3 separate regions of the Mus musculus genome follow, and all the other regions are linked to region 1. A link is a loop called in an ENCODE intact Hi-C map of the cell type or tissue named here. Cell type or tissue: left cerebral cortex. All regions are shown on one strand.

Region 1 (8,000 bases):
GGCTGATTTGAACTTTGAGACAGGATATTACTCTTTAGCCCAGGCCAGCCTTGAGTGTGCAGTCATCCTATGCGTTAGCCTTCTAGGTTACTGAGAATGAAGGTGGGCACAATGATGAACTCCCAGATTCCTGGCATTAAAGAAACAGTAGGGAAGCCAGGCTGTGGTGATGCACGCCCTAATCCCAGCACTTGGGAGGCAGAGGCAGGTGGATCTCTGAGTTGGAGGCCAGCCTGGTCTATGCACCGAGTTCTAGGACAGCCAAGGCTACACAGAGAAACCCTGTCTTGACAAACCAAAAAATAAAAGAAAGAAAGAAAGAAAGAAAGAAAGAAAGAAAGAAAGAAAGAAAGGAAGGAAGGAAGAGGAGGACAATGTTGCCATGGGATTTACACTTTAGAGCTAGACAGAACAGAAAACAAACAAGCGAACAGGATGACTTCCAGGATCAATCGTAAGGTATAAAGACAATAAGAGTAAGTTGGGTATGACCCTGTCTGGGGGTCGGTCCTTGTAAGACTCAATGATCCCAGAGAGCCCTCTGGAGGAAGCATTTGACCTGAGATCCAAATTACAGGAGGCAGGTTTCTTGGGCAAAGTGTTCTGGGTTGAGGAACAAATACAAACTTATTTAAAACAGACTATAGTTTGAAATATCTCAGAAAAAGAACAGTGAGTCTAGTGAACACATAGAGGCTTTTTCTTCTTATCATTCTCTAGACAATAGTCTAGCATCCGTTTACATAACACTGAATGTAAGCTAGACATATTTAAAGTATATAGGAGGATGTGTTCAGGGATGTGAGCATCTATAGCTTCAGGGGCTGGTACCAATATGGAAGGGGCTGGAGCCAATCTCCAGTGGACTTCAATGGGTGACTTTGTAAATATCTTATAAGACAAGGCCTGGGATATTGGTGAGGTGACTTAAGCAGGGTGAGTGGAGGACCAGAGGGTTTGGCAGGCCTGGTGAGTGGGCCCATGAACTATCATAAGGAATTTGTTTTGACGAAGTACCATCTGGCCAAGTATGAATTAGAAGCAGGGAGCTCTAATGGGAAGTTGTAGCTTCCTCAAAGCGAGAGGCCCCTGGCCAGAGTGGCATCCATGAAGACAGGCATGCCAAAAAAAAAAAAAAATTGGTTTTGCTTGTTTGTTTTCAAGACAGGATTTCTCTGGCTATCACAGAACTCAGTCTGTAGACCAGGCTGGCCTCCAACTCAGAAATCCACCTTGGCGCTGTGACTAAAGGTGAGCACCACCGCCAACCAGCAAAGCAAATGTGTGTTTGGAAGTGAAGCTGACTTGACTTGAGGGTGGATTGCGGTGTGGGAGGGAAAGGGAACAGAAGATGGGAGTATCCTCAATGCTATGAAAGGTTACAAGGACCAACTGCGGTGCTTGTGGCTTGTAATCCCAAACATTTATGAGACTGAAGCAGAAGGAGCATCCGTAGTTCAAGGTTATCCTCAGCTACATAGAAAGTTTCTGGCTGGCCTGGCTTACATGAAACCCTGTCTCAAAAAAACAAACTTAGACAAAATCCAAAAGGGGACTTGCTTGCGGGGCGGGGAACAAATTAGAACCAAGCACAGTGATCTATATGTATAAATATGTCACTACGAAACCCAGTGCTTTATATGCTAAATTTAAAGTAATAAAAACAAAAAAAGAGTAGTTGGGATGTAACTTTTTTTTTTTAAGATTTATTTATTATTATGGGCTGGTGAGATGGCTCAGTGTGTAAGAGCAGCCGACTGCTCTTCCAAAGGTTCGGAGTTCAAATCCCAGTGACCACATGGTGGCTCACAACCATCTGTAACGAGATCTGACTCCCTCTTCTGGAGTGTCTGAGGACAGCTAGTGTACTTACATATAACAAATAAATAAATCTTTAAAAAAAGATTTAATGCTCACAGTCAGCTAATGGATGGATCATAGGGCTCCCAATGGAGGAGCTAGAGAAAGTAGCCAAGGAGCTAAAGGGATCTGCAACCCTATAGGTGGAACAACATTATGAGCTAACCAGTACCCCGGAGCTCTTGACTCTAGCTGCATATATATCAAAAGATGGCCTAGTCGGCCATCACTGGAAAGAGAGGCCCATTGGACTTGCAAACTTTATATGCCCCAGTACAGGGGAATACCAGGGCCAAAAAGGGGGAGTGGGTGGGCAGGGGAGTGGGGGTGGGTGGATATGGGGGACTTTTGGTATAGCATTGGAAATGTAAATGAGTTAAATACCTAATAAAAAAATGGAAAAAAAAAAGATTTATTTATTATAAATAAGTACACTGTAGCTGGCTTCAGATGCACCAGAAGAGGGTATCAGATCTCATTACGGGTGGTTGTGAGCCACCATGGGGTTGCTGGGATTTGAACTCAGGACCTTTGAAAGAGCAGTCAGTGCTCTTACCCACTGAGCCATCTCACCAGCCCGGGATGTAACTTAGTTGGTAGAATTCTTGCCTAGTGGGTACCAAATCATGGATCTGATGCCCAGCACTGCATAAAACTGGGTACGGTGGATAAATGCTATGGTTCCAGAGGTTCAAGGTAGGGGGAATCCTTATCTACACAGGAAGTTCAAAGCCAGCCCCAGTTCCGAATTCTCTCAATATACATGGTCCCTCACACGAAGAGAAACAGAGAGACAAAGATACAGGAAACAGACACACAGAGAACTTGTCTTGCTAGTAAACACCTTTAGTCCCAGCATTTTGGGGGCTGAGGCAGGAGGATTGCTTCGACTATGAGGCCAGCCTGAGCTACAGATTTTGCCTTCATCTAAAACAACCAAACACAACTGGGGCATGTATAAACAACCTTGAGGCTGGAGAGATGGCTCCGAAGGTAAATGGGCATGTGCGAGCAAAAGGGCCTGGAACCCGTGTAAAAAGGTAAGTGGCAATTTAGCCCAAAGCTCTGAGGACGGGTAGCCTGGAGTATGCACTGAAAAGAAATAAGAAGAGTAACTCTACTCAGCAAGATGGCAATTGGCACTTGAGGACTTCCTCAGCTTGCTGTCAACACTTATAGCACATCTCTGCAATCTGTAATATCCCTTTGCTCTGAATGAAGTTATCTTAAAGGGCTGCAAAGACGGCTGAATGGAAAAGAGTCCTCGCTGTCCTTCCAGAGGACCAGGGTTCAGCTCCCTGCACCCACACCAGGTGGCTCACAACTGCCAGGAGTTGTAGCTCCAGCTCTAGGTTATCAAGCACCTTCTTTTGACTTCAGTAAGCATTGAATGCAGCTGATCCATACACACAGATATAACCATTATATATCTATAAAAAAACAAACCAAAAAAACAAAAAACAAACAAACAAAAAAAAAACAAAACGGCTAGCCAGGCAGTGGTGGCGCATACCTTTAGTCCCAGCACTTGGGAGGCAGAGGCAGGAGATTTCTGAGTTCGAGGCCAGCCTGGTCTACAGAGTGAGTTCCAGGACAGCCAGGGCTACACAGCGAAGTGCTGGAAAAAAACAAACAAAACAAAACAAAAAAAGGTTAACGGAAGCTATGGAGTCAACCATGTATACAAATGCAAGTATCTTTTGTCTGTAGGAGGTGACAATCCTACAGAAAAATAGAGGTCTCTGACAGTATAGCTGGCAAGTCTGATTATTTCCCTCCACACAACTTTTAGAACTTCTACTCTAAATGTTATATTGTTCCCCCTATTATGTTTCTTGCTATCTCTGCTATTAATTGCACTGGATTATAGGTAAAGCTAGCTTCCCAACAACAATGGCAAAGTTATTTTTTCTGCTTTGGCAAAACAAGAAACTAAAATGGAAGCAGAGAGCTGACTTTCACAAGTTGTCCTTTCCCAACTTCTCCGTGTACACAGTCACATACCAGCAACAAAATAATTTTTTGTTTGTTTGTTTTTTTCAAGACAGGGTTTCTCCGTATAGCCCTGGCTGTCCTGGAACTCACTTTGTAGACCAGGCTGGCCTCGAACTCAGAAATCCACCTCCCTCTGCCTCCCTAGTGCTGGGATTAAAGGTATGCACCACCTTGCCCGGCAATTTTTTTTTTTAAGTGAAAAGAGCATCAGGCAGTGGTGGCCCACAGTTAATCCCAGCTCCGGGGAGGCAGAGACAGGCAGATCTCTGTGAGTTCAAGGCTAGTCTGTGCTACAGGGTGAGTTCCAGGTCAGCCAGGGCTACAAAATACAGACTCTGACTCCAGAGGAGGGTGGGGACAAAGAAGGAAGAAAGAAAACAAAAAGCAGAAAGTGATTTGCTCACAGCCAGAGCCGCACTTAGGTGGCAGAAGTGAGAACACACAGGATTAGTAAGCGAAGACAAACACTGACTGTGAAAGGATGAGTAGATGTATAAATGTGGCTTAGCATCACAAAGAGGAGTCAATCCCAAGGCAGCAGGCAGAGGAACCACCTGTGAGCCCAGGAGCCTCTCAAACCTTTATTGCCAACCAATTTTTCTTTCTTTCTTTCTTTCTTTTTTTTTTTTTTTCCTTTTTGGTCTCATTGTTGTTGTTTGTAAGGGAGCCTTCTGACTCTGAATAAGTTTGTTGCTGTCTTTCTGTTGCTCTCTGGGATAATATCCTCTCTGTTGCGGCCCTCGGCTTCAATAATTATCTGTCTATTCTCAATCTGTCCATTGGCCTGGGCTTCTTTCCTCTCCCATAGGTTCTCGGAATAAGTCCAAGGCAACAGGGAAAGGTGCTGAAGATGGGCACTGAGTAAATGTGTACTGAGGGCCCATGAAGGTGTTTGGGTGCAGAGAGAAAGAGAAGCAGTTTCTAGTACTCACTCCCTGCCCCCCAACACACACATACACACTTCTTTGTTTCGGTTCTCCCTTCTGTCAACTCACACAGCTTGGCTCCTTTGGCTGGAAGAAGGCATGATCTGGCTTTTTTTTTTTTTTTTTTTTCCTGGCTGGCTGATTCTATTGTTTTTCAGCCCTGTGGTTCTGTGGCCTCTTCCAGTCTCCTGCAATCACACAGCAGGCCTGCAGGGGTCCTCAGAGCACCCCACACAAGGCAGGCTTTCTTTAGCTAATGTTATCTTTTATTTAAGCACAGAACAGTAGCCTCCAATCTTGTTACATAACATACCAGTATCTCAGGGTGTTAAAACCAGTACAGAATCTACTGTTAGGCGTTAGGGAACCCGTGGATATAAACATATTTAGTAACACACTATTGCAGAAATGTAACCAATTTGATTTCCTGGTTCCTGATTTGAAATGTTAGAGTTGGAAGGGATGTCAGAAACCATCTTATTTCAGCCGTCCTTATTTATTTCTGCAGTAATGGGTATTGAACCCAGAGCCTCAAGAACCTTAGGCAAAGTCTCTACTGTGAGTTCCACCACCAGATCCCAGCCCTCCCTTCTTTTAGGCGATGGGTACTAAGGCCTAAGGGCACAGAGGAATTTAACCTCAGAAAGCAGCCTTGGGCTGGTAATCAAGCTTTTGATAATCTAAAGAATTTAGTATATCTTCTTAAAGATCCAATCTCAAGTCTTTTCAAGGTTGTGGTTAGTTAGCTGAAGGCTTTTGGACTCCAGGATTTATAATTCCCAAAGCAGTCAATTGTAAATATTGACAGTGCCCCTACACTGAAACCGGTATCTGCCGGCAAAAATGAGTGGTTTTGTTCTTACTAACGTTGGGACTTTTTTTCATCCCTAACCATGCGATGTACATTCACTGAAGACAATTTAGTTGATTGCATATGTATTAAAAACAGCTGGGTGGAGTGACAGGTGACGTTTTTGAGTCACCCGGGGATCTACCCAAATACCAGCCTGGGTTTGTGTGTAAACTGCTGCCAGATAGGAGACCAAAGGTTCCTGGGCCTCCTTCAGCACCCCAACCCCGCATGAACTTTTTTTTTTTCTCTTTTTCAGTAACCTGGCTAGCTTGGACCGATCTAACCAAGAATGACCTTAAACTTCTAACACTTCCCAAGCCTTGGGTTATAATTGGGCTATAAAGCAGAGAACCACCTTGTCCAATTACCTTGTGTTTTTTTCTCTTCTAAAATAGCAATGAAAACATGTATTTTGCCCCAACACCATTCAGAATCCCAGTGTCTTAGAAAAAAGGGTGGGTCTGCCGTGTCTCCCCCGCCCCCCCCCCCGCAGAAATTCTTTTATCAAATTGACCTGTTTTCCGGTAGGAAGACTCTGCCCCACTCCACCCACCTGGTGCCTCCCTGGACTTCCCGACTGTCATGAGTTTATTTTTTAACCCTCTCTTCCTTGAAAAGCACCACCCCACTGACCCAGAATGCCAGTTCCTCCCTTTTGGTCACCTTGACTACTCTTATTGTATTTTCTGTTGCTAATAGACCTCACTAACCATTAGCAATAGGGATCCCAGTTTCTCTATAGTCTTTCTCTATGCTCTTCCACTCTCAGTACTGGGGATCCAACCCAGGGACTCGAACACACCAGACAACCCTTTCCTAGTTTTAATTAGGAAATTTCGAGCAGGGCAGAGGAAATAGAGAATCTCCGCTTCTGAGCAGGGCATGGGTGGGCATGACGAGACTGGTACTATCTTACTAAATACACCTGCCTTGAACTCTGCGGGTCACTTTTAGTAACTTAGGCTCTGGGTCAGGAGTGGCTTAAAAAGTGGAGCGAGGAATTACTATCTAGGTTCTCAAAACAAAAGCACTGTAAATCCCACTTCCCAACATAACCCCGGGTCCTGGGAATCCCAGTAAAGCCAGACAAACAGGCTCCTATCTCAGAGAGCTCCCCCACTCTAATCACCTCTTCTCCCAGCCCTGCCCGCCAGCTGCCAGGACTGGCGGGACCCAGACCTTGCCACACTCCTCGCACGCGCGCCCCGCCAGGGCCGAGGGGCGGGTGGGGGTTGGGGGCGGGAGGCAGGGAAAGCAGGGGCGGAGTTCCGTCCTCCAGTGATTGGCTCCTGGCGGATGGGCTGCGGCCGTGCAGGGCCAACCAGTGGCGTGTTGCTATGTGCTGAGCCGATGGGATAGGCGCGGGGGCGCGTCTGTCACCCGGCAAGCCCCCAGCCCGGATTCGGAGGGATGCGGAGCGGCAGTGGCGGCGGCGGTGGCGGAGACTGTGGCTTTAAGAGCGCGCAGGGAGCGCTAGAGTCAGCCGTGCAGTCCTTCATCGCCAAGCACTCCGGAGAGCCCGGCGCTGGCCGGACCGGGCAGCCTACCGCCAGGTATGAGGGATCTCGAGCTGGGCTCGCGTGGGCGTGGGGCGCATTCCGCTCCAGTTCGGGCTGTGCGCCCTGGGGACGGTCGGGCTCCTGGGCTGCGTGCAGCCGGGCTCGGCTGGGGCGGTGCTGTCGCGGTCCCGAGGGGGCTCCCCGAAGGTTCCCGGGGTGCTAGGGGCGGGGAACGGGTTGCTGCAGCCACGTGACCGGTTTGTTTACAAACACTGGCGCGCGCTCCGGGTTCGGGACTCGGCGGGTGGCGACGAGCCGCCTGGCAAATATGGGGACCCAGAGACCTGAGCGCCAACGCCTCCCTTGTTCGGCGTGACCCACCCCCCACGGATGGCACCCGGCGGCACCCGGCTGTATGGTCGATGTCTCCATTGAGATAGTTGGGTCTGGGGCACGTCGCCCTCTAAAGTCCCCGGAGCGCTTCGGCAGCCCCAAGCCAAGGGAACCACAGCGAGTTCCTGCCTGGACGCTTCCCGGCGCCTCCCCTGCGGCCTTGCCAAGGGGTGGGCACGAACTCTGTTGCCAGACTCGCTGCGGGGGCCTCTGCGGAGAGTCCCTCCCGCAGCTGGCTCCTGCCTCTCTTCCTGCTTCAAGTTTACCTGCCTGGTTGCTGACTCCCTTCGGGTGATTTTTTTTTTTTTCCGAAACAGTGGAACCTTACACCCGTCTCCTGGCTGGCACTTAGGGGGAAGCACTGTTGCTTTGGACCCCTCGTGCAAAGAACTGCCTGCCACCTCTGACTTCACTTTTACCCACAGTTTTTAAAAAGCTGAGCGAGCATCCTCCGGTTTGCCTAGCCTTCCACGG
Region 2 (8,000 bases), 100 kb after region 1:
AGGCATACAGCACCATACCCAGCTGAAGGATCACTCGGGGTTAGGGCTGAGCCAGGGGCTCCCTCTGTTAGCCCAGGATGGCTTCAAACTCACATCTCTCAATTGCCCTACCTCAGCATCGTGAACGCTAGGATTATTGACCTGTGTCACCACTCCAGCCCTCAGGAGGTAGAGGATGGGAGGCTAAGAGTTCTAGGCTAAACTGAGCTACATACGGGAGAGAAAGAAAAAGAAAGGCTCCTCTTAGGACCAGCACTCTCGACAGCCACAGAGTCCTCCCAGCACATACACATTGCTGGGATAATATAATATACATATTATCTAGGATGCCGAATAAACACGGAATACCAGCTGGGGAATGCTCGCCTTGGATTCTTCTTTAATCTACCAAGTCTCTAGATGACTCTCATTAAGAAAAACGAATTTTCTGTTGTTGGAAGCAAACTGTCTTTTTCATTTAGTGTCTCTTTCCTAAAGGAAGGGCTTTAGACCCAGAACTGGAGCCAAAATATTCATTTGTGAAGTTCAATAATTGATGTGGTGATACCCCTTTCTTCCCCTGATGCTATTCCTATCCACCCAAATTATCTTTGTGAATATAGGAACCTTTCCCTAACCCCACCCCCACAGTGTGCTGGGAAGCTGGTGACAGGCAGTTTCCTGATAGGCTCTGACAAAGATGCACAGTTGGCTGCCCTGGGCCAGTGAGGCCCTCCTCCCTGCCAGTGTTGCTGGGCAGAAACATATGTAACCCCAAAGCCCAGGGCAGACAGGGCCCAGCAGTCTCCAAGCTCGCCCCACCCTGGTTTGATCCATTTTGCAGAAGGGCAGGGCTCATGCAAAGGGAGCTGCAGTTGAGCTTATGTGTGACCCATTCTAAAGCCCAAGGGGGGCGGGGGGGGGGCTGGGGAGAGCTCAGTCGGTAAAGTGCGTGCTGTGCAAGTTTGAGCCCCTGAGTTAGGCTCTCCCAATGCCTATATGAAACCCGGTGCTTGTAATCACAGAGCTGGGAGGCAGAGGCAGGAGAGGAGAATCCCCGAGGCTTGCTGCGGCTTGCTGGCCAGTCTAAGCGAATCATCGAGCTCCTAGTTCAGCAAGAGACCCTGCCTTGGAAAATAAGGTAGAGAATGTTTGAGGAAGACATCTATCCGTGTAACATCAATGCCTGGCCGCCACACGCGCATGTCTGCACACATGGACTGCACTACATGTGGGGGTGGGGGTGGGAAGAACTTACACACACACACACACACACACACACAGACACACACACATTGTCAGATCCCCTTGTGAAGAGAAGGTAACAATCACACCAGCTCTTTTTGGGAAGCAGGCGCTAAAACCTTTCATGAAATTGCTTTCAATTTGGGAGGAAAAAAATCTAGACCAAAGATAGGGAAAGAAGACCCACGTACCCATTCTCACACTTAGACCTGGTTCTCAGTGATGATGGCTTCTGGGCTGAGCATTAATGGGATCTGATTAAAAGCTTTTGCAGAGATTTGCACCTTCTCTTCGAGAGTCTCCATCAATTTGGAAAAATGCATACAGAAGGAGTTTCCATTTACCACGTTCCCAAAAGAAATCATAAAAGAACTGCAAAACAGCCAAGTATACAGGGTGGGAAGGGGCCAGGTCCTGCCTGCATGAAGCTAAAGACACAGGAGTCTGCACGTGGGTGTGCACATTTGATGACTCTCCAGGAGATCCGGTGTCTAGCCAGGAGCTTTGGCTCCATGGGCAGGTTTACGAGTAGGCAGCAGGTGACAGAAAGGGTTCAGGAAAGCCTGGGAACAAGCATGAAATATTAGCACATTTGTAGGCAATTGCCTGGAATTTACAGCTTGCCACCTCCCAGACAAGTCCACTCCGTCCACTTGGAATGAACGCCCTTCCCCGCCTGTGTGTTCCATGCCCCTTAGCACGAGCTATGGGCTTATTCTAGAGCTCCCGTAGCTGGGATCATTCTTGCATTCTTGTTTCTTTTCTTTTTCTTTTTCTTTTTCTTCTTCTTCTTTTTTTTTTTAAATCCTGGAAATGGAAACTGAGGTCTCATGAATGAACAAGAGGGAAGCCATACCCTGAACTCCATGAGAAAGAGGAGAAAAAGCAACAGATGGGGGAGGCTTATGTATTCTTCAAGCTGCCCTCCAGCGTGTTAGCATCTTGAATGGCTACAGGACATTGAGCAGGCAGGAAATTGATTCTGGAATGATTCCCCCAGCCACCCACCCTAGCATTGTTCTCTTTATCTAAGCATTCTGTGCTGAGACAGGGTCTTGCTGAGTTGCCCAGGCTAAATGAGCTTGCATTTAGCACAGGCAACTCTTGAACTTAAGATCTCCTCGACTCAGTCTCTTGAGCATCTGGGATTACAGGCTGAAGACACCAGGCCTGGTTTACTATCTTTTTGTTTGTATACATCCAGTAGGGCACCCCCCCCCGTGTGTGTGTGTGTGTGTGTGTGTGTGTGTGTGTGTGTGTGTGTGTGTGTGTATCTCTCTGTTTTATTTTTAAAGACAAGTCTCACTGTGCAGCCCATGCGCTAAACTCATAGTTGTAACAATTGCCTCAGACACGGGAGTATAAGAGTCACCACATCTGGCTTCAATGATGAATATTCTTTTCTTTCTTTCATTTTTTATTATTTAAAAAATTACCCTTCAGGTCATGATGGTGCATGACCTTTTAATGCTTTAATTAATTCCTTTAGTCCCAGCACACTGGAGACAGATGCAGGAAGATTTTTTGTGAGTTTGACGGGCCAGCCTAGTCTACATAGTGAGTTCCAGGCCAGCTAGAGCTCCACAGCCAGACCCTGTCTCAAAACCATACATTTGTTTGTGTGTGTGTGTGTGCGCATGCGAGTGTGGAGTATGTCCCTGTGGAAGTCTGAGGACAACTTGTCGAGCCAGTTCACTGGTTCACTGGCCCTGATGTCTGATGCGGTATTTCTTTTTTATTTTGTTTTGTTTTGTGTGTTTATTCTTTTCCCAATGTGGCATGTCTTAATTGCCATTTCCCACATGTTTGGTGTGTGTTCTAGAATCTGTACTCCTTGAGCTAAGAACTGTTTTAGCAAAGGAAGTGTGATGTTCTGTTATTGGTGGTCTTTTCTCCTGGGTAGACTCAGAATGGGTCACATGTATCCCAGCTTGTCCTTTAGCTAGCTATATAGGCAAGGAAGTCCCGATCCTCCTGTCTGCCTGCACCTCATAAGATCTTGTGATATCCAGTGCCCTGCCTTAGTATGAACCTTAGTATTCACTTTTTGGAGATAGATTCTTGCTTATAGCCTAGGTTTGCTTGAAAGTCTCTATGTAGCCCAGGCTGGTCCTCAAACTCCCTTCTGCCTTAGCCTCCCTAGTGCTGGGATTACAAGTGTGTACCACCATGCTGAGGCTCCAAGGAGGTCTGCTCAGCATAAAGGCTGCCTTTTTCTGAGGCATGCCTGCACCGTGTGGTTTCAAGTGTCCATTGAGGGAGAGCTGAAGCTGCTTCTGGGACTTCATAGTTTCAGAGTCGCAGACTCCGCCTGCTGGGAGTCCTGGACTTGCTTCTTTTTTTTTTTTTTTTTTTTTTTTTTTAACCAGTAAGCTTTGAATCAGGAGTTGTTTTCTAGGGAAATTTCCCTTCTGAGGCCAGAGCCTTCAAGCCAATGCTACCTTATAATAAGGCCTTTCTTTGCTTTGATCACTGACCTGTCCCCTAAATTAGTTGAAGTCTGAGAACACGGTTTTGTTACGGGGGCAGTTGTTTGAGCCTGTGTTTAAATTCTAGGAATACATTTGGTTTTACTAATGTCATTTGAGAGGACTGGTGAGTTATTTTGGGTGTGCATGGCCCGGCCCTGTAATGCTAGGCCACTCTTGATAAGAGGCACGATTGTACCAGCTAGTTCCCTAAAAAGGCTTGCATTCCATTCAGCATGGAGCGCTGAGGCTGCAGACTCCCGCTATCTGGACTATAGGCTCTCACGTTTCTCCCAAGTGGATAGGTAGCTGGAGGCAGAAAGAAAGCTTGTTTTTCTTTACCCGTGTCCCATAAGCCCACTCTACCACGTGCAAAGATTCTCCCCCTAGTTTCACACTAGAAACTAGGAAAAATCAAATTAGTCCCCCAACTCCCTACCCCAGAGACAGGCTATCATGTAGCCCAAGCTGACCTTGAATTTGCTGCATAGCCAACTATGTAGATGAGGCTGGCTTTGAACTTCTAACCTCCTACCTCCACCTCCCTAGGGATGATTCCAGACCTATGTCACCATGCCTGGCTCAAGTTAATAGTACTTTAGTTATACCAAGTAGACGTCCATTAATACTTTGAAACCAGAGGACAGACATATACTCGGCTGGCACTAGTGAAGCCATACCCACACTGGAATGGGTTCCCAGCACAGAACCAACAGGAGGGCAGGCCAATGTCTGGGCTTCGGATGGCTTGCCTTTAAGATCGAGGTGTCGTGTGGCATTCATTTAAGCTCAGCCCTTGGAGGCAGAAGCAATGAGATCCGTCATTTAAGGTCATTCCTGATCACAGAGGGAGTCTGAGGCCAGCCTGGGCTACATGAGATGCTATCTCAAAGAAACAAAAAACAAAACTAGAGAGAGGGAAAAAAACATTAAAATAAAAGTTAAAATCTAGATGTCAGGGTGAAAATATTCTATTGGGCCTAAGGTCTGCCGTAGAATCTTCTACCAGAGGAAGCAGACACCCGCGTGCCCCAGCTGGCTGCCAGACAGCACGGTGTCACGGGGAGTCTTGGCTGACTCACTTTTCGCTGGTCTCAGCCCAAATGCCTGCCCTGATATGGTTCTAGGTTATCCCTTCCTAGAAAATTCGGTGCCTCACTTTGGCCCATCCGTTGTGGAAAGACCTGGAAAGACGTGCCCTGTGCTGCCACCTAACGGCTGCTCCCAGTCAAGGCAGGGCTTCTCCCGCTGTTCTCGGCGGCACTGTACAGCCCCTCTCTGCCCATCCTACCTGCTTTGAGAGGCTCGCAAAGGGAGGAGCGCTCTTCCAGGTGCGCTCATTTCAGGGCACCAGGGCTGTGACTAAGACTGGCAAGTCGTCTTAAACTTCGCCACGTCCCGGTTGTTATTTCCTGTCTGTTCCCCCGCCGTGATTAACGGTAAAACTCTGAAGGCAGAGGGGGACCAACGTGCTTGTTTACTGAGAGAGGAAGGAAGCGGGGGGAGCTGGGAAGAAGGTACCCTAGGTTTAAGGGAAATAACAGCCTGGCAATGAGGTGGGCGGATGGAGCTGATGGGAAGGGAGGCTTGTTAGAAAAAGGAAAGAGCAGGTGCCAGTCAGATAGCTCTGCCAGCCTTTCCAGTTTTATCCTTTTAAATAATGATTTGTTTATTTGAGACAGGGTCTCACGCAGCGCAATCAAGCCTTTGTGCCTTGACTCCTCCTCCTCCTCCTCCTCCTCCTCCTCCTCCTCCTCCTCCTCCTCCTCCTCCTCCTCCTCCAAGACAGGGCCTCACTATGTAGCTCTAGAACTCCACTATGTAAACCAGGCTGGCCTGGAAGTCACAGAGATTCTCCTGCCTCGGTGCCCAGCTGCTGAGATTACAGGAATGTGCCACCATACCTGTGTGCACATCTGTTTTCAAGCAGGGAGATGAGACACAGTAGCGTTACCAGCTAGTGCTGGAGGTTAGGGGCCTCGGTAGCACATGACACCCCACCACAGTACAGGATCTTAAGTACAAATGGCTACGGAAAGGCTAGGCATACAGGATACCTGCCTGGGAACAGAAAGGATCAGGATGGAAGGAGCGGTGGATGCTGTGGTGGAGGAGGACACACGGCTCAGCTAAGGAGGCAACAGCTGCGGAGCCATGGGTGGTTATGAGTTTAACGACACCGCGCACCTGCATTACCAGATCTTTCAGTTTCTAAAGAGCTGGGAGTCTGGGTTCTTCCGTGAAGTCTCTTTCTTTTGAAGTGTTGGCAGCTAATGTAGCTTAAAAAGAAAGAAAGGAAAAAAAAAAGAGGCAGCATTCTGTGGGCCAAATAAAACATGTCAGTGAGGCATATTTAGCTCCAAGGCCGACTCCACAAACTTGGATCAAGGGCTATTTGTGTTCTGGAATCGTGACACACTAACAAGACCCTTTCAAGGCATGTGGTCTCAGGCAAGCAAATGCTAGATAACGGGGACGAATGTGTGAAGTGCCTTGGCTCAGACTTATTAGCTGGGATGGTCAGACCTAGATGTCTACAGAGAGCTACTTTGTTAATATGTCACACGCTGCTTAAAAAAAAAAAAAAAAAAAAAAAAACATTGAATGTATTCATCCACTAACCTCAGAAGCAGTTATTGGCTAGACCCAGCAATATAGACCTGTAACCCCAGCTCTTCAGGAGGCTGAGGCAGGAGGATGTCAGGTTTGAGGCCTTCCTGGGCAGCTTAGTGACACCTTGTCTCAAAATAAGAAGTAAAAAGAAGTTTGGGGACATAATTCTGTGTTAGAGAACTTGCTGACTAATGCAACCTACTTGTCTGTCTGTCTGTCTTTTTCCCTATGGGTAGCCTTGGCTGTCCTAGAACTTGCTTTGTAGACCAGGCTGGCTTCAAACTCAGAGATCCACCTGCCTCTGCCTCCTCCTGCATGCTGGGGTTAATGGTGTGAAGCCCCACACCTGGTGCTACAACCTCCTGTGGGCTGCCATTGTCTAGTTCAAGAGACTTAACACTAGCTGACTGAAGTCACTAAAATCCCCAGCGGTGGCACGAGTCTGCCCTAGCTGCCTAGGCTAGTCTGTCCAGGCTGTCTGAATATGAACTTGGTTTAAGATAATTTTCACAAAGGGAACTATTTCCACTGAATATTGACTCTTTGACCAAGACTGCGTTATTTTAAAAGAGTGATTCCTACCCCCCCACTCTCTCTAGCAGAGCAAATGCATATGTGTTAGGGTTTATTAAGGATAAGAGAGGAAGAATTGTGGCAGATGGGAGCGTCACTGAGGAAGGAGTAACCCACTGCTCTGTTCTGATGGGATTAGAGACAGCCACTGAGAGACAAGAGGACCTTAGCACACGTGTTTGTTCCTGAAGTCCCCTGGACTTGCTACTCGGCCTTCAAAAATATAATCTTAAGAGAGTCAAATAGTGCCAGGTATGGTGGTTCACGCCTTTAATCTCATCACTCGGGAGGCAGAGGCAGGCAGATTTCTGAGTTCAGCGGATTTTGAGGCTAGCCTGGTCTACAAAGTGAGTTCCAGGACAGCTAGGGCTACAGAGAAACCCTGTCTCGAATAGAGTAGCACTTTTTTTCTTTTTAGTTTTAATTTCATTTTATTTTTTAAATTAAACCTGTTGCTATATTTTTTTCTTTCCCATTTAAAAAAGATTTATTTCTTCATTGTGTGTGTGTGTGTGTGTGTGTGTGTGTGTGTGTGTGTGTGTGTGCATGTATGGGCACCAATGCATGTAGGTACCCATGAAGGCCAGAAGAGGGCATTGGATCCTTGGAAACAAGAGTTACAGGCAGTTATGAGCTGACTAAGGTTGACCCTGAGAACTGAACTCAGGTCCATCTGTAAGAGCAGTAGGTGTTCGTAACTGCTGAGCCATCTCTCCAGGCCTTTCAGACGTTACTTTTTTAAAAGCATCATGGAAGATACTTGGGCATCTTCAGGAAGAGCCTGGTTACTAAGAGATCCTTATAGCCATCTTATTTTTGAGAGACCTTTCTGCAGGTAAAAGACCAAGCATACCAGTTTTGCATAGAAGACATGGGCAAAGCATCTGCTGGTGGCCCTGGAAAGAGTTTCCCAATAAGCTTGACCTCTTGGCCGTGTCTTTTTCTATTTTGATTAGGACATGCACCTAACACCTAAATAGTTCAGCGATTGTCTTGTGACCATGAAAACATAGCTACAAACTAATCATGGTGGAGTGTTGAAAGACCCCCCAGGTGGGCAGTCAATCAATCTGAGGAGACCCTCCCAAGGATCAGCGAGTCCACGATTCGGATGTAAACAGC
Region 3 (8,000 bases), 57 kb after region 1:
TGGTGATCTGACAATTTTATAAAAAGCTGTTGACTATAAACTTACTGGGAGTGAGTACTGTAGGAAGCACTTGCCTAGAAGCCCTGAACTTGACCCTGGCATCAGGAGAGGAAAAAAGATGGCGATCCACTCCCTATCGTGATGATGGGCAGGACATCGGGGAAGCATCCGATGGCTTGTATTGATCGCCTTGGTGTACCCAACTCTGTTCTGTTCCTTTGTCTTGGTATTTTTATGAACCTACAGAACAACCCTACAGTGCAGTGGCTCTCAACCTTCCTAATGCTGTGACCCTTTAGTACAATTCCTCATGGTGTGGTGACCCCCCAACCACAAAGTTGTTTCTGTTGCTACTTTATAACTGTAATTTTGCTACCGGTATGAATGATGATGCCAATATTTTTGAAGACTGAGGTTTGCCCAAGAGGTTGTGACCCATAGGTTGAGACACTGAGTAGCTAATCGGTTAGTTAAGTGAGCGGTTCCAGAGACTGACCCAGATTATTGACTTCCTGCTGGAGTTCAGAGCCACCATCACGGATGCCGGTGGGCAGGTGATCCACTTTGCATTTCTTCTATTTAATAAGAAAACCTCGTATCACAGGATGCTGGGAACTCACTATGTAGCCCAGGCTGTACTCCTTCCTCCTGCCTGTTTCCCAGTGCTGGGATTATAGGAATGCCCCTTGATACCGGAGGAAAACTCACCCTAGTATTCTTACTCTTCTTCATTTCTGCCCTAAACACAGGCACAACAGGTCTTATTCTCAAATTATAGCACAGACAGACAGACAGACAGACAGACAGAGTGCACAGGAAAATCTGCTGAATCCATAGCTGCTGAATCCATAGTACCGAGTGTTTGCACATTCTCTGGTCTCCTAGCTCCCCTCTTCCTCACTTTGTAGATTGATTCTTCACTCAACAAGACAACTTAAAGTCTGAACTCTTGTTCTAAAACACAAGAAATAGAAAGTTCTGAATAGAGGTGGTAGTTCACTAGTAATGCCCGCTGAGCAGTGGTAGCACAGGCCTCTAATCCTAGTACTTGGGAGGCAGAGGTAGGCCGACCTCTGCATTCCAGGACCACCAGAGACGCAAGAGTCTCTGTCTTGAAAACAAACAGAAAAAAAAAAGCTGTAGTTTGTATCATTATTATTTTGGAACAGTAGGATTTGGTTTCTTACTGATCTCAGAGGCTCTGCCAGAAGAGCCCCTTATCTACTGCTTGTGCCTCTGTCATTACCCACGTGACTTCCGGGAGAGGTGTTCTGGGATAATGTATAAATGCTCGTGTGCTTCCTCACTCTGCATGTGAGATAGTCCTTTGTCCTATATTGGGAAGAAAGGCCTTCTGTAGGGCTCGCTGAGAGGCTCCACGGGGGCGGGATGGTGGTGGAAGCAACCTGCCAGGGAGGTGGAGAGGGTGGGGTGGGAGGAGGTTCTGCAGCTCGGGGGTTCATGCAGTGTCTAGTACCCTGGAGCACAGTAGTGAAAGAAAAGCACTTGATTCACCTGAGGTGGAAACAGGGAGAACAGAAAGTAAGACCTGATTGGCCTTATAGTCTGGAGGTACTTGCTATCCTACTTATGTATAACAGGTGCAGCTTTTTGTTGTTGTTGTTGTTTTTGTTGTTTTTCCGAGACAGGGTTTCTCTGTGTAGCCCTGGTTGTCCTGGAACTCACTTTGTAGACCAGGCTGGCCTCGAACTCAGAAATCCTCCTGCCTCTGCCTCCCAAGTGCTGGGATTAAAGGCATGCGCCACCACCGCCAGCTAACAGGTGCATCTTAAGATGATAACCAGACTTCTAGAAACAAATGTCTGTAAGGCAGACTCCTAGTAAGCTTCAGAGATCCCAGTTCCCTCAAGAGCTCACATACATGTATGTGTGCAAATGAATGTCAGCTTAAGACAGGGATCACTATGTAGCTAGCCATAGCTTCCCTGGAGCTCACACAGACGCCTCTGCCTCTGCCTCTGCCTCCGGAGTGCTGGGATCAAAGGTGTGTACCACCTTGTCAGGGCTTTTTTTTTTTTTTTTTTAATTAAGAAGCCAAGAAACTTCACATAAAACCAAGGTTGTCTACTGCAATGCTCCCAAACTGGCTTCCAAGATCAGCAGCTGCCTTTCATCTGTTTCCTGAAGGCCTGTTATCTGACTTTCAGTCTTCCAGGAATGCAGAAGTTTGCAAAGCAAGAACATCTCTGCTTAAAGTTTTTATTGTGTTACAGGCAGCAGAAAGAAGTGACTACATATGGGCATTTGTGGGTATTGGAGAGGAAGGTGTACTGAGAATAGAGCTAAGGGAAGGCGTGGGGAAGAGAGGGCAGTGAGGTGCCTGCCGCAGGTGAGATTGGGATCCCAGGCTGAGTAGCTGGGAAAGAGCTTCCTGAGATGGTGACGTTTGAGCAAAAGTTTAAAAGAGGAATGATCCAAATAAATTCTGTCATGATACTGAGGAATCCCAGATGTCCCTCGGTTGTGCTGCTAACAGCAGGAACTCAGGACACTTGCGTGCTGGAGTGTTTGGGGCACCTGATGGCTGTCCAGGCGCCTGTCGTCAGCCACATCGCTGCTTCTGTGTCTCAGAAGTCATCTGTGCCTTTGGTCACTCTGTGTCTTTTTTTTCTCTTCCTCTGTTTTATAGGAACATGCTTTTGAAAGCAGTCAGAAATATAAAGAAGGCAAATACATCATTGAATTAGCACACATGATCAAGGACAATGGCTGGGACTGACCTGATAGCATCCATCCGGTCCAGCATCCATGTGAATGCCACCCAACTGAACATTCTACCCAAGCGTGAGAGAGTGACTGAACACACTCGGTTCCATCAACTTAGGGGCCTTGCCATCAGGGGTCATCCTCCCACCCTGACACCATCATTTTTGGTGACTGGCCTCTAAATCACTGTCTCTCTGTCTCTTTGCTTTGTATCTGTTTGTGAGTTGATCTTGGCTTCTCTGTTCTAGTGTTGGCTGAAAACAGTTACGAGCTGGAACGGACCCTTGGCTGCATGGTGGCAGCCCTACTTGAGGGGGGGTGGCCCTGCCCACATGAGAGCTGCCTGATGGCTGTCAGAACATCGGCATGTGAGCATGAGCAACAGAACAGGGGAACCTGGGAGTCCTAGGATTGGGGAAGGGGCAAGAGGGTGCAATATAACTGTACTGTTCTTGGAGACCTGCTAACTTAGGCTTGAAATAATTGACTCCTTCAAAAGGACAAAGAGAAAAAAAAATACCTCGTGGCTTTTGTTCTCTCTGATGATACACTCCTGCCCTAGCATCAGATGTGCCAGGACAGCGGATTAGCACAAGAAGCATCCTTGATTCTAGCTGACAGGGCAGGACCCTAGCATTCTGGACCTGGACTGGAGAAGGTCCTGCTAAAGAGAATGGGGGGTGGGGAGTGTGTGTGTGTGTGGGGGGGGGTAAAGCTCAGTGGGTTTTAGTGATTCTGCCCTCTTTCCCCCCCGCCCCCTCCTGGGCAATCACCTTCTTGGTCTTCTTAACTGATTTAGGTTGCAGGAAAAGATACAAGATGTGTGTGTCCCATTTAGCCCAAAGCACAGTAAAAATCGGTAATGGAGGAGAGCCAGGAGCTGGAGGCGTTGCTGTGGACCGGGAACTCCTGATAGCAAGCAGGAAATGTAAAAATGCAGAGGCAAGGTTCTGGGAGGAAGAGTTCAGATTGGAGCCAGTGAAGGCTTAGCACATCTTTCCTCATCCGATGATCAGTAGCTTCCATGGGACCAGCAATTCTTTGTGCACAACGTTTCTGAGTTTTGGGTTTTTTTTCCCCCCTCCAATTTTATCACCATAACCTGGAAACAAAGATCCAAGATTACACCTCCATTCTTAGCCCTGACTCTCCTATGTGGATAGACATCTTTTAACAGTGTGGTCCAGCAGTAGGGAGGGATTACAGATTCAATATTACTCCTTCACCCACCGCACGCACCCAAGCTTCCTTGAGTTAGGGTTGGGGAGGAAAGAAAAAATAATCCCTGTAAATCTCTTAAAATGAAAAAGAATTTATTGTGTGTAATCAACACTGTGAAGGCTGTGTTGCATCAATCCAGCTATTATGTGGATTTGAAATCCTGTTTGAATCCATTTCGTTTATTTCTTAGGCAGAAGATAATGTTAAAATATGGGCATATTAGGTACTTCTCAGAATCTTGTTCTCTAGCTAGGCTGGTCCTACAGGAAAATTCACCTCTGAAAAAAAAAAGCCCAAGAAGAGAAGGAGCAAGAGTGAGCTCATGGAGATAAGAGCCTGTTGCCTGGCTAACCAATGCTAAAGCATCCCTCCAGGAACATTTTCCAGTCCACATCCCCAGCAGAACCAAATTCCATCAGGGAGAAAGCCGTGGTGGACACGGCTTTGTCCTGATCTGGAAATGGACAAATTGAGACTTGCCAGGGCAATAGGAAGTCAGCCAGCTCAGTAGACTGCCTGTCTTCTGGGACACAAAAGGATTCCTAGAAACAGAATTTTGTTCCTCAAGTCTGCTTGTCCTGGGCCCTGGAAGACTAGCTCTGCCCCACCCCCACCCCCACCCCACTGCACAGCAAGGCCCACTGAGGGCCAGAAAAACTACCCGTGACTCCCAGGCTCAAGTGGTCAGTGACACACATTTCTCCAGTTTCACATTCCTAAGACTTGCCAGCTCCAAGCGTCATCCATTGTCCCCTCTTTATCCTGTTCGAAGATGTGGCCTTCATTAAAGATTTGATTAGACCCTTTGCTCAGGGAATACCTAGCTACATACACACTACAAGTCCTTTTTTTTTTTTTTTTTTTTAACTAGGGGGTGGGGATCAAACCTAGGTAGTTTCTTAAAAACTAAAGTTGGTGACTTGCAGAAACTGGATCTATGGTGCCCTGGGTGGAGAAAGGGGCAGGGTCCTTGAACTACAAGTTTGGGGGTGGGACCAAAACTCATCAGGCTTCCCTTTGTGACGGTGAAACCAAAAGTGCTTCTTATGACCATTCTTAGCTCCACTCACAGCTTGTCTACCTAACACTTAGCAGTATTAGCGAGTCCTCAGCCCAGCGGGCGGCAGAGGCTCCTGCACCCAAGGCCTCTCTGGTCAGTTTTTTTTTTTTTCCTCACCAAATGATTGACTCAGCATAACCAAAGACCTCACCCCTTCACTCCACATAGGTTCAGGGAAAGGGAAGTCCTTTGGGTGACCTTGGGCAGGGGTGGGCAAGGACAGAAGAGGAGAAAGGGAAGGCCTGAGGGTACCTCAGCCGCCAGCTACCTTCACTTTGAAGTCTAGCTGACCAGCTCTCGCTCCACCTGCCCTGTGCCACTGTGGATGATGGGGCTATTGTCACCCTGGAATCCATCCACCCACCCCCGCCCCACCTCCGCATCTCCCCCCAGGCTGCTGATGAGTAAATCAACATGAGTCAAGTATAGCCAAGCTTGATGCTTGCATGCTCGCAGCGGGACCTGGCTGAGTACCGACCACCCCAGCTCCTATGACAGATCATGTAGATAAAGTAAAGATCTCAGCTGGTGGATCAATGTGTACAAAAGAGGTGTCCCCTTTATAGTGGAGATTTCCAAGTATATACATATATATCTATACAGTCGCTTGTGAAATATACTTTTGTAAATAATATTTAATTTTTTTAAATAATATATTTGGTGCTGTATTCTCAGACCCCCCTGAGAGCACTTTTATTTTCAATTCTATAGCTTCCTCTGTGTTATATTTTAAGGGAAAGGATAATCAACAAGACACTTTTTTTTTTCCTTTAAGGATCTGTAACTATAAAATGGATTGAGGCTTTAAAACATTTTTGCAGTTTTCTGTTTGCATTTTTACCCAGCAGAACAGACTAGTAAATTACCAGGTTGTGAATTGATACTTTCTTGCCCAGTATTGGCTAGAAAAGAAACAAGCTTAGTAGTAACAACTTCAGAGTAATTACTGTAGTTGGGAGAACTTCCAAGAAATTGGAATAGACAGAGAGAGAGTGTGTGTGTGTTTCATTTTTCTGTTTCCTTTCCTACTGAGGACACTATGAACTACAGTTTACACCTTAGGCACAGAGTTTTCCCTCTGGTTTTCATGTGTGAGTGGACCAAGAGCCCAAAGCAAGATTTTCTTTCCCTGAGGGTGGAGCCGCGGCCAGTTCCTCTTCTGTGTGTTCAGCTTCTACAGCCAGTGAAGCAAATCTGTGAAGAGAGCCAGCGTGAAGTCTGCGCTTCTGAGACGGGAGCAGCTCAGCCGCGCTCACATCCCGGGGCTCTGGCTGTTCTAGAAGCCGTGTCATATTAGAAGTTAACAAGTTCAGGTTTAAAAGGATAGTAATAGCTTTTTTTTTTTTAAAGTCAGATTGCTTGGGGTTCAGGCAGAGGCTGGCAAATCAAATCTTGAACACACTTTTATATTAAAAAATCTGCCTCAATGGAAATACTAGTCCTATGACTGGGAAAGATTGTCTTTGAAATTGTGGTTGATTAATAAAATTACTATACAGTCATGAAATGTACCCGAAAGGCGTTGTCCTCCTGGAGTTAGATCTGTCCAGCGTCTTACAGTGGTTTGGTGAGAACAGGAGTCAACTTCCTTTTCCCAGCCTGCAAAGACTGTGTACCATGGATTTGTCTGTCTGTCTGTCTGTCTGTGTTTACAAACTGTATTTGTTGGGTTTGGAATTGCTTTTGTTGTTACTTTTTTCTTCTTTTTTTGTTCCTTTCTTGGGTGGGAATTTTTTCCCCAGGTCACTTTGCTTCAGTAACAAAGGCAATTGTTTTTGAATAATTTGTCTTCACCTCCTTCCGGTATTTGTACATAATGATTCAGTATTAGTAAGAAGTGCGTTATTTCTGTCATTGCTGATCTGTGTTGGTGCTCATTTGAGAAAATAAAGTTTTCAAATACTAACTCTTGGGAGAATGTCTGTTTTCTTTTGATGCTGTGTGTGTGTCTTCGTTTATATTATTGGGAAGCCTGCTCAAGGCCATCTGTCTAGCCCGGGGCACAGACCTGTTAGATGATACCATAAAGGATATTTCTCTTAAGGACACAAAGCCAGTTAATGAACGAATCTCAGGTCTCCTGATCATCTGCACATTTCTCCTGGCCTTTAGCTAGCAGAAGCCCAAAATGACCTCTACCCAGTTATCTCTGCCATGACCCATCTTCTAAGAGTCTAAAGCTTTTCTGATGACATCATTGTCTTTGGATATAAAATTGCATTAGGAAGGAGGCGTGCTGACATTGGGCGATAAATACATGTTATGATACATGAAGAAAAATCAAATCTTGTTCAAGTACTAAATGGAGAATACAAGCACTAACAAGTCTATCACTATAATAATCCAGCTGTTTATATTTTACAAGCATACAGTCTTGAATAATCAATCACTTAAGTACAGTAATATGCACTTATATGTACTGGTGCCTTTTTAAGAATATACATTAAAAAGCTGGGCATGGTGGCACACGCCTTTAATCCCAGCACTCGGGAGTCAGAGGTAGGCATATTTCTGAGTTCGAGGCCAGCCTGGTCTACAAAATGAGTTCCTGAACAGCCAGGGCTATACAGAGAAACCCTGTATTGAAACAAACAAATAAAAGAATATACATTATTCTAGAATCCTTAGTGTGGGCCAGGCGAGGCAGGGACTCTGCTGACCTAGATCCCCAGCACATGCTCTGCATTTTAAACTTCTTCAGAGGGCTGGGCACGATGGCACACACCTTTAGTCCCAGCACTCAGGAAGCAGAGGTAGGCAGATCTCTTGAGTTTAAGGCCTGCCTAGTCTATAAAGAGTTCCAGGACAGATAGTGTTATATAGAGAAATCCTGTTTTTAAACACACAAACAGATTCCCCCAAATCCCTCCTGCTTTCTTCCTGAGACTTGTCACCTATCGTCTGGGCCCAGCTGTGGTTGTCTTTTTTTTCTTGTCATTGGGCACATTATCTCCTTCCTGTGACCTGTTTTGCTTCAGTAGACTTTTCTATT

The links. Peaks named below come from ENCODE experiments on the same cell type or tissue, not always from the same donor. Only the 100,000 strongest peaks of a DNase experiment are listed, where the experiment ranks them.
Region 2: it touches region 1 in a loop (4-fold over the local background); 37 of 42 quality-filtered maps call a loop at or near these places.
Region 3: it touches region 1 in a loop (2.9-fold over the local background); 10 of 42 quality-filtered maps call a loop at or near these places.

The regions. Positions count from the first base shown.
Region 1 is chr11:86,992,779-87,000,778 of GRCm38, reverse strand. Ypel2 (yippee like 2) reads left to right here and starts at 7,017. Exons shown (of 5, transcript NM_001005341.3): 1 at 7,017-7,187. It overlaps Gm51915 (a long non-coding RNA gene), which reads right to left. Exons shown (of 3, transcript XR_003949754.1): 3 at 6,442-8,000. It also overlaps Gm22387. In left cerebral cortex, CTCF peaks have their summits at 4,999, 6,936 and 7,640; DNase peaks (open chromatin) are centred at 5,013, 5,626, 6,999, 7,631 and 1 more place; H3K4me3 peaks cover 1,695 bases; H3K27ac peaks cover 3,753 bases.
Region 2 is chr11:86,891,273-86,899,272 of GRCm38, reverse strand. No RefSeq gene overlaps it. Among named protein-coding and RNA genes, the nearest start is that of Gm33742, 27 kb to the right of the region's middle. In left cerebral cortex, a CTCF peak has its summit at 4,908; DNase peaks (open chromatin) are centred at 4,898, 5,874 and 6,049; H3K4me3 peaks cover 552 bases; H3K27ac peaks cover 639 bases.
Region 3 is chr11:86,935,339-86,943,338 of GRCm38, reverse strand. It overlaps Ypel2 (yippee like 2), which reads left to right. Exons shown (of 5, transcript NM_001005341.3): 5 at 2,651-6,914. The coding sequence ends at 2,740. Among named protein-coding and RNA genes, the nearest start is that of Gm51915, 43 kb to the left of the region's middle. In left cerebral cortex, no CTCF peak of the experiment used is centred here; a DNase peak (open chromatin) is centred at 3,610.